2 separate regions of the Homo sapiens genome follow, and region 2 is linked to region 1. Evidence: chromatin loops called from intact Hi-C (ENCODE). Cell type or tissue: gastrocnemius medialis. All regions are shown on one strand. Each heading gives the region's core, and the rest is flanking DNA. Links, peaks and the distances in the headings are about the cores only.

The links. A loop is a pair of places that touch in the nucleus more often than their neighbours do. Peaks named below come from ENCODE experiments on the same cell type or tissue, not always from the same donor. Only the 100,000 strongest peaks of a DNase experiment are listed, where the experiment ranks them.
Region 2: a loop joins it to region 1, with 5 times the contacts of the local background. A loop is called at or near these places in 1 of 110 quality-filtered maps.

The regions. Positions count from the first base shown.
Region 1 is chr10:27,894,258-27,899,561 of GRCh38, reverse strand. The region is part of intron 17 of ODAD2 (outer dynein arm docking complex subunit 2); the gene reads left to right. Among named protein-coding and RNA genes, the nearest start is that of ODAD2, 100 kb to the left of the region's middle. In gastrocnemius medialis, for the core only: no CTCF peak of the experiment used is centred there; no DNase peak of the experiment used is centred there.
Region 2 is chr10:27,941,034-27,946,337 of GRCh38, reverse strand. It overlaps ODAD2 (outer dynein arm docking complex subunit 2), which reads left to right. Exons shown (of 20, transcript NM_018076.5): 11 at 1,376-1,522; 12 at 1,907-2,116. Among named protein-coding and RNA genes, the nearest start is that of ODAD2, 55 kb to the left of the region's middle. In gastrocnemius medialis, for the core only: no CTCF peak of the experiment used is centred there; a DNase peak (open chromatin) is centred at 2,153; H3K27me3 peaks cover 273 bases.

The DNA.
Region 1 (5,304 bases), core at 36-5,035:
GTGGATCTTAGCTTGCTGGGCTCCGTGGGAGTGGGATCTGCTGAGCTAGACCACTTGGCTCCCTGGCTTCAGCCTCCTTTCCAGGAGTGTGAACAGTTCTGTCTCGCTGGCATTCCGGGCACCACTGGGGTATGAAAAAAACACTCCTGCAGCTAGCTGGGTGTCTGCTGAAATGGCCCCCCAGTTTTGTGCTTGAAACCCATGGCTTTGGTGGTGTGGGCGCCTGAGGGAATCTCCTGGTCTGCGGGTTGCAAAGACCGTGGGAAAAGTGTAGTATCTGGGCCAGAGTATACTGTTCCTCATGGCACAGTCCCACACTCCCCCTTCCCTTGGCTAGGGGAGGGATTTCACTGATCCCTTGTGCTTCCCAAGTGAGGTGACGCCCCAGTCTGCTTCTGCTTGCCCTCCGTGGGCTGTACCCACTGTCTAACAAGTCCCAATGAGATGAGATGGGTACCTCAATTGGAAATGCAGAAATCACCCACTTTCTGTGTCGATCTCACTGGGAGCTGCAGACCAGAGCTGTTCCTATTTGGCCATCTTGCCTAGGTCTTGTTGAATATTTTTATATAAAGGATAGTTCTACAATAAATTTAACTTGACTCTAAATGTCATCCTAAATATAATATTTTTTAAAAAGCGAATTGTAATGTGTGTTTGGAATAGAGGAGACCTATTATAAACCCATTAATGGAATCATTTGTTATCACAGCCAAAAAATTAAAAAGATCTCAAATCCTTACTGGAATCACACTATGTTATACATTGCAGCAGTGAAAAATCAATGTATTTTGGCAATGTATTCGTCAATATCAATACATATCACAAATATGTTGAACAAAATAAAAACTTGCAGAAATAGATATATAATATAATTCCTATTAAAGTTCAAATATATTTTTTAAAGTGCCAAATTTAAATAATATTGTTTACAGGGAAAGAAATAAGCCAACTGGGGAAAGATTGATACAAATCCTTGAAGGATAATCTTAATCAGTCACTTTAACTAATCAGTCCAGTCCTTCATTCATAAATTTAAACAAAGATCACTATATATTTAAGGAATACTAACCATGTTAAAGACACACACCCACATGAACTAGCAGAACTGACTTCAGAAGAAACAGAGATAATGTAAGGAATGAAATAATTTTAAAATTAATATTCTCAGAAACACCTAAGGGTTCACATAAACTGTTATTAAAAATTCATAGGCTTAAAACTGTTTTTTTTGGAAATTGAAGATATATTTGGCAAAACCACAAATTTAGTAGAGAGGATGAATACTAAGATGAATATGGCTAAATAATCATAACTAATATAATAATAACTAAAGTCCTTTCCCTTTCCTAAAAAAGGATGTTATAGATACTGATTAACTGTCAATGGTCATTGAAAATCTATATTTAAATGTCAAATTTAATATTATCATTGGTGAGTTGCCATTTTGATAGATATTATTTCTGCTTAGTGCTATTATTATATGTAAAGTGTGTTCTGTCTTCTTATGAATTTCAACTCCAAATCTAATTATCTATTATTGGGCTTAAAAGATTTTTCAGTATTTTCATATTCATTATTCTCACATGGGCTTTCTTTCCTGAATATCTGGCTGGTCTCGTATGCAAGCAGCCTAAAACATGACCCAGCCCACCTCTCTCTTTGCTCTTGGCCCCAAGGTCTAAACTAGATCCTAGGCTACTGAAAGAGCTTCTTCCTGTTCCATTTCTCTTGAACTTCACCTACCCTCTGAATACTCCCTGCCTCCAGCCCTCTTCTTGTCTTAAAGGAAAGACAGCCTCCTGAAAAAGATCTCTGCTTGATCACATCTCTCACCAGGAACTGCCCTCTCTTGTATGCATTTATCATTGCGGCAACACGAACATTTGAAGAATCGTCAACAAGAAAGTGACATGAGCCACATGGCTAATTAGAAAATAAACCATGTAAGAATGGGTGACAAATTGGGCTATTACAGTAGTTCAGATGAAAATGATTAAAATTTGACCTAACACCATGGCAGTGTGGATGGAGAGAAGAGACAATATAAGAAAGAATTGAAAAGTAGAATCAGGAATTGGTGAGTGATTGGATGTTTGAATTTTGGATTTTTTTTCTTTAATGTTGACAGCTAGGAACATGATAGAATTTTTACCAAACATGGGAATAACATCGTCTGAGGAAAAGATGATGGAGTTGCCTTCCTCCAGGTAGAGATGTCCAGTCATTTGAATACACGAATCTGGATGTCAGGAGAGAATTCTGGATGGAGATATATGAGTAGGGCTCATTAGCCTTTAGGAGGTAGTGGAGGTCTGAGTGTAGGTGGAAGGGAGAAGGACTGGAGTGAGAGGAGACCACCAATGACAGAGTGAAGTAAAGAAAGAAGGCAGGCGGGTGGGAAGGGGATGGGAAAACCAGGAGAACTTGATTACAAAAAAGCCAAGAAAGGAGAGAAATCAAGAGGGAGGGAGAATGTTCAACAGTATTATTTACCCCTAAGAAGACAATTTCCCTTGAAAAGTGAAAAGAGTACATTAAGTACAGGAATTAGGCGGTCGTGGTTGTAGCCATTTCCACTGAGAGGCGAGAGTTTAAGTTGGATGGCACTGGAGCGAGAAATGAATTGAGGGGAGGAAATAGAGGAAAAAAGGATTCATAGTTTTTTCTAGAAGCTCAGCTATTAAGAGAAGGAGGCTAGTATGAAATCCAGAAGATAGCTCAGGTTTAAGAAGTGATAAACATGGAAGAGGCATGTGTGTGTGATTTTGTGCATGTATCTATATATCTATATCTATATACATATATCTACGTATCTAGAAAGAGTACACATACACAAGCACAGATGGAGAAAAAAAGACAGGCCTGGCTCTCACTGTTCCTTAATCCTATAAACACATTGCTCTGAGTACTGTAAAAGATTTCTAGAGCACCAAGCAAAAGGATGGTTCTAGAATGCCTAATTCCTGAGGGCAAGTCCAGGAAGAACAAAACCAGAAGAGCAAGAATAGAAAGGAATACTGAAAGAGGCACCTCCTTATTTTATCCAGGCAACAAACGCATGGCCTGCTTATCTATCTCTCTATCTTTCAATCAATCATCCATCTATTACCTATCAATCTATGTACTTGAATTTGAATATTGCCTACCCATTGATATCTTTGAATTTCAATCCAGAAGTGAGAAAGTTATCAAAGGGATCCTAATTAATACCTTGATATGAATTTAAAAAATCAAAGTCAGACTTTTCCTAGCAGATTACTAATTTGGCTGATTATTTCAACAATGAGCACTGGCTTTTATGATTAGGTAATAAGGAAGATATTTCCATTTATTGAATTAACTAAATATGCAGGGACAAAATTTCATTGACGTGTATAATATCAGAAAGTAAATCTTTGTGGCTAAATTCATGATGAACATTTTTAGATGTCAATTCAAAAGAGATGAAGAAGATACACAGCTTTTCAAAAGTGCATTGGGATATGTGAGCAAAATGTTGAAGACACTTGTCTAGTGAACGCTTGAAATGAGAGAGAGGGAAATTTAAAGCATCTTTCCTTAAGAAAGTGGCCTGATTTGCAAGGCTGTTTCTTCTTAAAAGGTCCTATTTTTCAGGGTCAGAAGCTGAATATTATATTTGTCTCCCACCTTGCGTCCTTCTACAACAAATCACATTCTTCCAAGGCAGAAGGGTACTTCAGGAGTAGAATATGACAGAGGTCATGTGCTCAGAAAGGCAAGAGGAAAGAAAGCACATTTATACTGTTTAATAATAGCATCTCATTATTTACACAGATCTGAATCAAACCATGGTTAGGGCAACTCTATTAATAGCACTTTGCGTGATGATGAAAAGGTATTGTTCAGATACGGCAACTACTAGCCACATGTGGCTATTCAGTGCTTGGAATGTGACTAGTAGGGCCAAATAACTGAATTTTGAGTTATATGCAGTTTTAATTAAAGTTTAGGTCAGGTGTGGTGGCTCATGTCTATAATCCCAGCACTTTGGGAGGCCGAGGCGGGTGAATAGCTGGAAGCCAGGGGTTCAAGACCCAGCCTGGCCAACATGGCAAAACCCCATCTCTACTAAAAATACAAAAATTAGCTAGGCTTGGTGGCGCATGCCTGTAATCCCAGCTACTTGGGAGGCACAAGAATCATTTGAACCCAGGAGGCTGCAGTTGTAGTGAGCAAAGATTGCTCCAGTGCACTGGGTGACAGAGCTAGACTCCATCTCAAATAGGAAATAAAAATATAAAAGTATAAATAGTTACATGTAGTTAGCGGCTATCGTTTTGGTGCCCAGGTCTGAGATATGCAAGTAAGACAGAGTTGTTTTTGTAAGCCATCTGCTATGAAAAGTTGTAAACCTCAAGAATTAAATGAGTTTGTGTGTGCTTACATGTTCATTATATAAGTTTTAGAAACTAAAGAAAAGCAAATTAAAAAAATCACCTGTAATTTTAGCACTTGGGGATAACTGATATTAAGAGCTAACAGTTTTTTTTTTTTTTCGTACCGATGACTAGTGAGTCTCTCTCTAATTCTCTCTGTATGTCTTTCCATATGCCTGTCTAATTTTCTTTGGCTATATAGTATTATATTGTATGGATATATCATAATTCATTTACATAATTAAGTTTCCAGTGTTAAGGAACAGTGAGGTTGAGTGAAACAAAAATTTCATTTGAAGCCGGGCAAAGTGGCTCACACCTGTGACCCCAGAACTTGAGAGGCCAAGTGGGGAGGATTGCTTCAACTCAGGATTTTGAGGTCAGCTGGGGGAGCATAGGGAGACTCCTCTACAACAATTTTTTTTTTTTTTAATGCACATGCCTGTAGTCCCAGCTACTCTGGAGACTGAGGTGGGAGGATTGCTTGAGCCTGGGAGGTTGAGGCTTCAGTGAGGCGTGATTGCGCCACTGCACTCAAGCCTGGGCAACAAAGCAAGACCCTGTCTCAAAAAAAATTTCTTTTAAGCCTTTCTAGAATGTTCTTTCACACAGGGAGAGAAAATAGTTACTGCTGACCCTTTGGTAAAAATTTTAGCATAGCTCCCCATATATTTGTTTTATCAGTAACTTTATATCATAGGTTAATCAGTGGTGATTTTCTTGGTGGTACATAAAATAATAGTTTATTTTACGATCAACTGCCTTTTGGATTAGTGGGAAATAATATGACCAAAGATACATGTAAATGTATATCCGTGGAGGTTATGTGTACTTGGAATTTTTTTGAGGTCTCATGTTGTATTTATATCACTATCCAAAACTTTCCCCACTTGGTTATATTGAA
Region 2 (5,304 bases), core at 244-5,243, 47 kb before region 1:
ACAAGCTCGTGCTATGGAGGAGGGAGTTTGGCAGCTGGTATGGAATTTCCACGAGCTGTGCTAAGCCTATTATATGTTATCTATTTATATATAGAAATATACATTTTTATATTGGTATTTTTTATATTTATATATTATATGTAATATATTTAAACTTTTAAATTTATATATAAACATAATGTAGAATATTTTATATATTTAAAAATACATTTTAAAATTATACAATAGATAATGGGCAGTAGATAATGAATAAATTTATAAAATAGACAATGTTTACCTTATCTATTATATATATAATCTATTTGTATACATAATTATATATATATACACAATAGATAATGGAAATATAATGCTTAATAAATGGAAATAAACATAATTTAAGGTGTCTTCCCTTAAAACATTGGTACTATGTTTGAAGCAGGGATCAAAGGCTTGTCTATTACCAGCACCTTTTACAAAAATGAACAGCCTTCTTGCTTTTGTGTGTGATGCGCTACTTTAGTGCTGATGCCAGAACTCTTATCAGCCAGCTGAATAGCAGTAGTGGTAATATGCACTACTCCTTAGAAGATTTTCAAAGCAGAAATGACCAGTGGACATTGTCTAAGAGTTCCTGCAGTGAATTCTGATTTTAATCTCCTGGCAGGTCTGGTTTACTGATCATTCTTTTTTATTTTTAATCTTTTGGGTTTTGTTTTTTAATCCTGAAGGAGCATCTCACTACTACTCTTTACATGTAGCGATTCACCAAGAAGACATTGGTTTGCAAGACTCTGCGTTCAGCCAGGATTTTGCTCACCACAGTGAAGCTTGCTTTCTTCTTCGTCCTGCCCATCCCATTCATTTGCAGGTCCTGCTGGAATTGCCTCTCTTTTCCCAATCCCACGGCCCTCAAACCACCTACTCTAGGTTCCAGTATGGATTGCGGTGCTGCTTCCTGCACGTTTTCCTTTTCTCTGAGTTCTCCCTATTCCGGACTGTTCTATGCACATCTGTAGGAATAATTTTCAGACGTGCTTTGCATTATGCAATACCCTGTTCAAGAACTGGGGGAACCATCTCTTAGCTCTGTGTACATCTTGCATTCCTCAGTCAGCCTCTCAAGGCTGTCCCCATGACTCTTTAATAGATGAATACCACCTGATGTTAAAGCTGTTTAAAGGAGACAGCCTGCCTTTAAATGTTGAATCTTAATTGGAACAATGTTTTATGATGCTCTGTACAGCTTTTCCATGCTTCGGCTCTACCTGATTCATTTAACAAATTCTAGCCCACTCAGAGACATGTTTTCCAGTTCATGGATTCGTAACTACTTAGTGCATTTCTATGGGAATGCGGTGTTCCTTAACCTTTCTCTGGCATTGCATCTTTGTAGGGAGGAAATCAAACAGCTACAGTGATTGCGTTGTGTTCAATGAGGGATTTCAGCTTAGCTCAAGAAACCTGCCAGTTGGCCATCAGAGATGTTGGAGGCCTGGAAGTGCTGATAAATTTGCTTGAAACCGATGAAGTCAAATGTAAGGTGAGTGGCTCTGTCACCTTGGATGCGGAGTCTTGTTCCCACCTTCCTGGGCTCTCTTCTTAGCTCTAGGTTTCTGCCATGCCTCGTTGCCTGGTTCTTGTCTTTATCTGCTATTATTGCTGATGACCTGCTGATTCTGTTCACTGAGCTTTCTCTTTTTTCTACTTTTCTTCTTTTTTTGCTCTTCTCCATTCATCTCTCATGCTTCCTGAATGAGGATTGTTTACTTAAATGAAAGAGAATATGCCAGATGTGTGTAACCTCTGGGAATGGAAATGATTTCTTAAAAAACTTAACTGGGGAAGGATTTTAGGTATACTCGGAATTTTTAAAAACATAGCACGGGTTACATATTCGCCACTCATCTTTTTTTTTCTCACACAGATTGGTTCATTAAAAATACTGAAGGAAATCAGTCATAATCCTCAAATCAGACAGAATATTGTTGACCTTGGGGGCTTACCAATTATGGTGAATATACTTGATTCTCCACACAAGAGTCTAAAATGTTTGGCAGCCGAGACTATCGCGAATGTTGCCAAGTTTAAAAGAGCACGGCGGGTGGTGAGGCAGCACGGGGGTATCACCAAACTGGTGAGTAGCCGTGATGTTGTCATCGTCATCTAGTGCCAGCCGCCACTGCACACAGCTCCTTGCTGTCCTTTCTGGCCACGCTGGAAATTCCATAGCCATGAGAGCGTGTTCCAGGAGCCTTCTGTCTGTATCGCTTGCCCTTAAGAATTATTTTTGCATATTTATATTAGTGAGTGTCCAAAACAAAAACATCTTCAAACTCATTTTTTGAAGAAATAGGACAGTTTTAAAGCAGATGTAACTGTCACCACCTATTGTACGTTGTTAGGAATGCATCCAAGTATACATGCATGGGAGGTAAGAGATAGTGAGACCTGCTGCTCGGTGGAATGCTGAAAACTTTAAAACGTCAAAAGCTTTACAACTTAAAAGCTGTTGACATCTATGATGCCTTTTTTTTTTTTTTTTTTTTTTTTTTTTTTTTTTGAGACAGAGCCTCACTTCTGTGGCTCAGGCTGGAGTGCAGTGGCGCGATCTTGGCTCACTGCAACCTCCGCCTACGGGGTTCAAGCGTTCAAGCAATTTTCCTGTCTCAGCCTCCCAAGTAGCTGAGACTACAGGTGCCCGCCATCAAGCCCGGCCAATTTTTATATTTTTAGTAGAGACAGAGTTTCACTATATTGGTCAGGCTGGTCTTGAACTCCTGAGCTCAGGTAATCCGCCCACCTTGGCCTCCGAAAGTGCTGGGATTACAGGTGTGAGCCAACGCACCCAGCCTGAAAAGTATATTTAATAGCAAGGAATAAAATGTATAATATTTAATATTGTATAAAATCATGACAGGATTAAAAACTGTTATCTATGATCCCAGTTTTTAAAGATGTACCTACCATCTTTAAAAAAAACCACTAGAAATAAACACACAAATTGCTCTCAGGAGTTTTCTCTGAATTGACTGATTTTTCTGCCTGCATTTCTACATTTGCCAATTTGTCTTCTTTGTCTAAGTCTTGCTTTTGTAATCAGAAAAAATAATTTTCTCAATAGCTGGCATCAAAAGAAAAATACCAGAATCCTGCTTACCACCTTTGCCATCATTAGGAAAGATCTTTAAAAAGTCAACATGTTTTCACTTTCTTAGTAAGGATCAATAGATCTTGTGTCTCACCCAGAGCTGTTATCTTACTGTATTGTTTCCACTTCTGCACTTTAAGTGACAGGCCTTATTCATCCTAGTGTCTTTCACAGCACTTAGCCCAGTACCTTACCCGTATGAACGGTTAATAAATACCTGTTGGATAAATATGGATTTTAATGTAAATAGGTACACTGAAAAATGTGTTCAGAAATTTTCCAAAAGACATTCTGTGTTTTCACTTGTCATCTGTAAAGCACTATAAATGTATTTGTTTCAAAAATGAGATAGACTTATGGCTGGATAGATGGATGAATAGATGGTGAAATATGTAATAAAACGAATGTGGCAGAATGTTAATTAGAGACTCCAGGTGGTGGATGTAGGGAGGTTTGTGTGCAATCATTGTACAATTCTTAAAGCTTTTCTGTTCGAAAATTTTCATTAAAATGTTACAGAAAATTTAATTATTACTATGATTATCATTATTCTGCTTAAATAATGAAACAATTTGGTAGGTTGATGTGACTGTCTACTGACACTACTCCCATTAAATTATAAGAATGGATAATGTAACATAAAATATGTTTTATGCATCACATTCAGGAACCTAGTACAGTAAGTCTTCATTCAATATCATCAACAGATTCTCAAAAATTGTGACTTTAAGCAAAACAACATGTAACAAAACCAGTTTTCCTATAGACTAACTGATATAAACAAGAATTAAGTTCCTATGGCATTTTTCTGGTCACAAAAATATCACCAGACTTCTAAATGAAGACCCCAACACTTCCAACATTAAAAATTGAAATGACTGTGACCTATACGTACATTTAAGAAAGATTCATCAAAACAACTAAGACAATTATTTAACCAATTTTTGGTGAATCAACCAGTAGTGCTGGTCATAGTGGCAGTGGGTTAAATCAAGGAATAAATTTTTGCAAGGCAAAGATTGTGAGGAGCACCTGCTAACCACCATGCAATTCCAAAACAGTCACAAATGCTACGGGCTTTCTGAGCACTTCCATACTGCATCATTTATTGTTGTGCATCTGTGTTCAATCCCACGGTCTTAGAATTTTTCCCACGTTCCTATCCCACCTGCAGTCAGTACCTGGAAGCCTCCATACCCCATCCCCGTCTTTCCTGGGGCCATAACTAATTAGACCAGGAGTGTCCACCTGTCTCAAGCCAGTCCCACTGGATCTCTCTCCCAGGAACTTGGAATTGGGATTGAAAGACTCTACCTAGCCTAGGCTATTATTCCCTTATAAATTTGAGATTGGTGGTTACGGGCAGTATCTGTGGAAGTTGACCTTCAGGGACAGAAGAATGGAGTAGACGTGCATAGATGATGGCTCCCAAGCCCCAGATAGAGACAGTGAGCCTGCAAGGAAGGCTGACAGCCAATTGCAGCTCTAGGGAGGTCTGACTTCCCTTCCTCCATGGGGCAACCTGACATACTGCTTAATCCTTATAGTAAATTGCCTTTCCCTTAAGATCTTCAGTGACTTTAGTTATTGCAAAAAAAAAAAAAAAAAAAACTGGATGCTGGCAGTTGTGCTGTTTGGTTTGGTTGGTTTCAGTAGCACATGAGGCAGGCTATGTCCTCCAAAGAGATCTCATGGTTTTTTTTTTTTCTTTTTTTTGGTTCGGGGGGCAGGATCTTGCTTTGTTGCCCAGGCTGGAGTGCAGTGGTGTGATCATAACTCACTGCAGACTTGAACTCCTGGGCCCAAACAATCCTCCCACCTCAGCCTCCTGAGTAGCTGGGACTACACACATGCACCACCACATCCAGCTTTTTTTTTTTTTTTCCAGTGGAAACAGGATCTTGCTATGTTGTTCAGGCTGGTCTCTAATTCCTGGCCTCAAGTGATCCTCCCACCTCGAGCTCCTAAAGTGTTGTGATTACAGGCGTGAGCCAGTGTTCCTGGACAGGTCTTGTGGCTTTAAGGTGTATAGTCCATTCAGTTCTCCTTAGAAAGTGCTAATGGTTTTAGGGAAGCTAGTTTTCTGAGATGTTTGGGCTGAGGATGTGGTTTACAAATATGATTGATGTAAATATTAGAGCCATGTTAAGAAAATACTATCTTGGTGGGCTTAC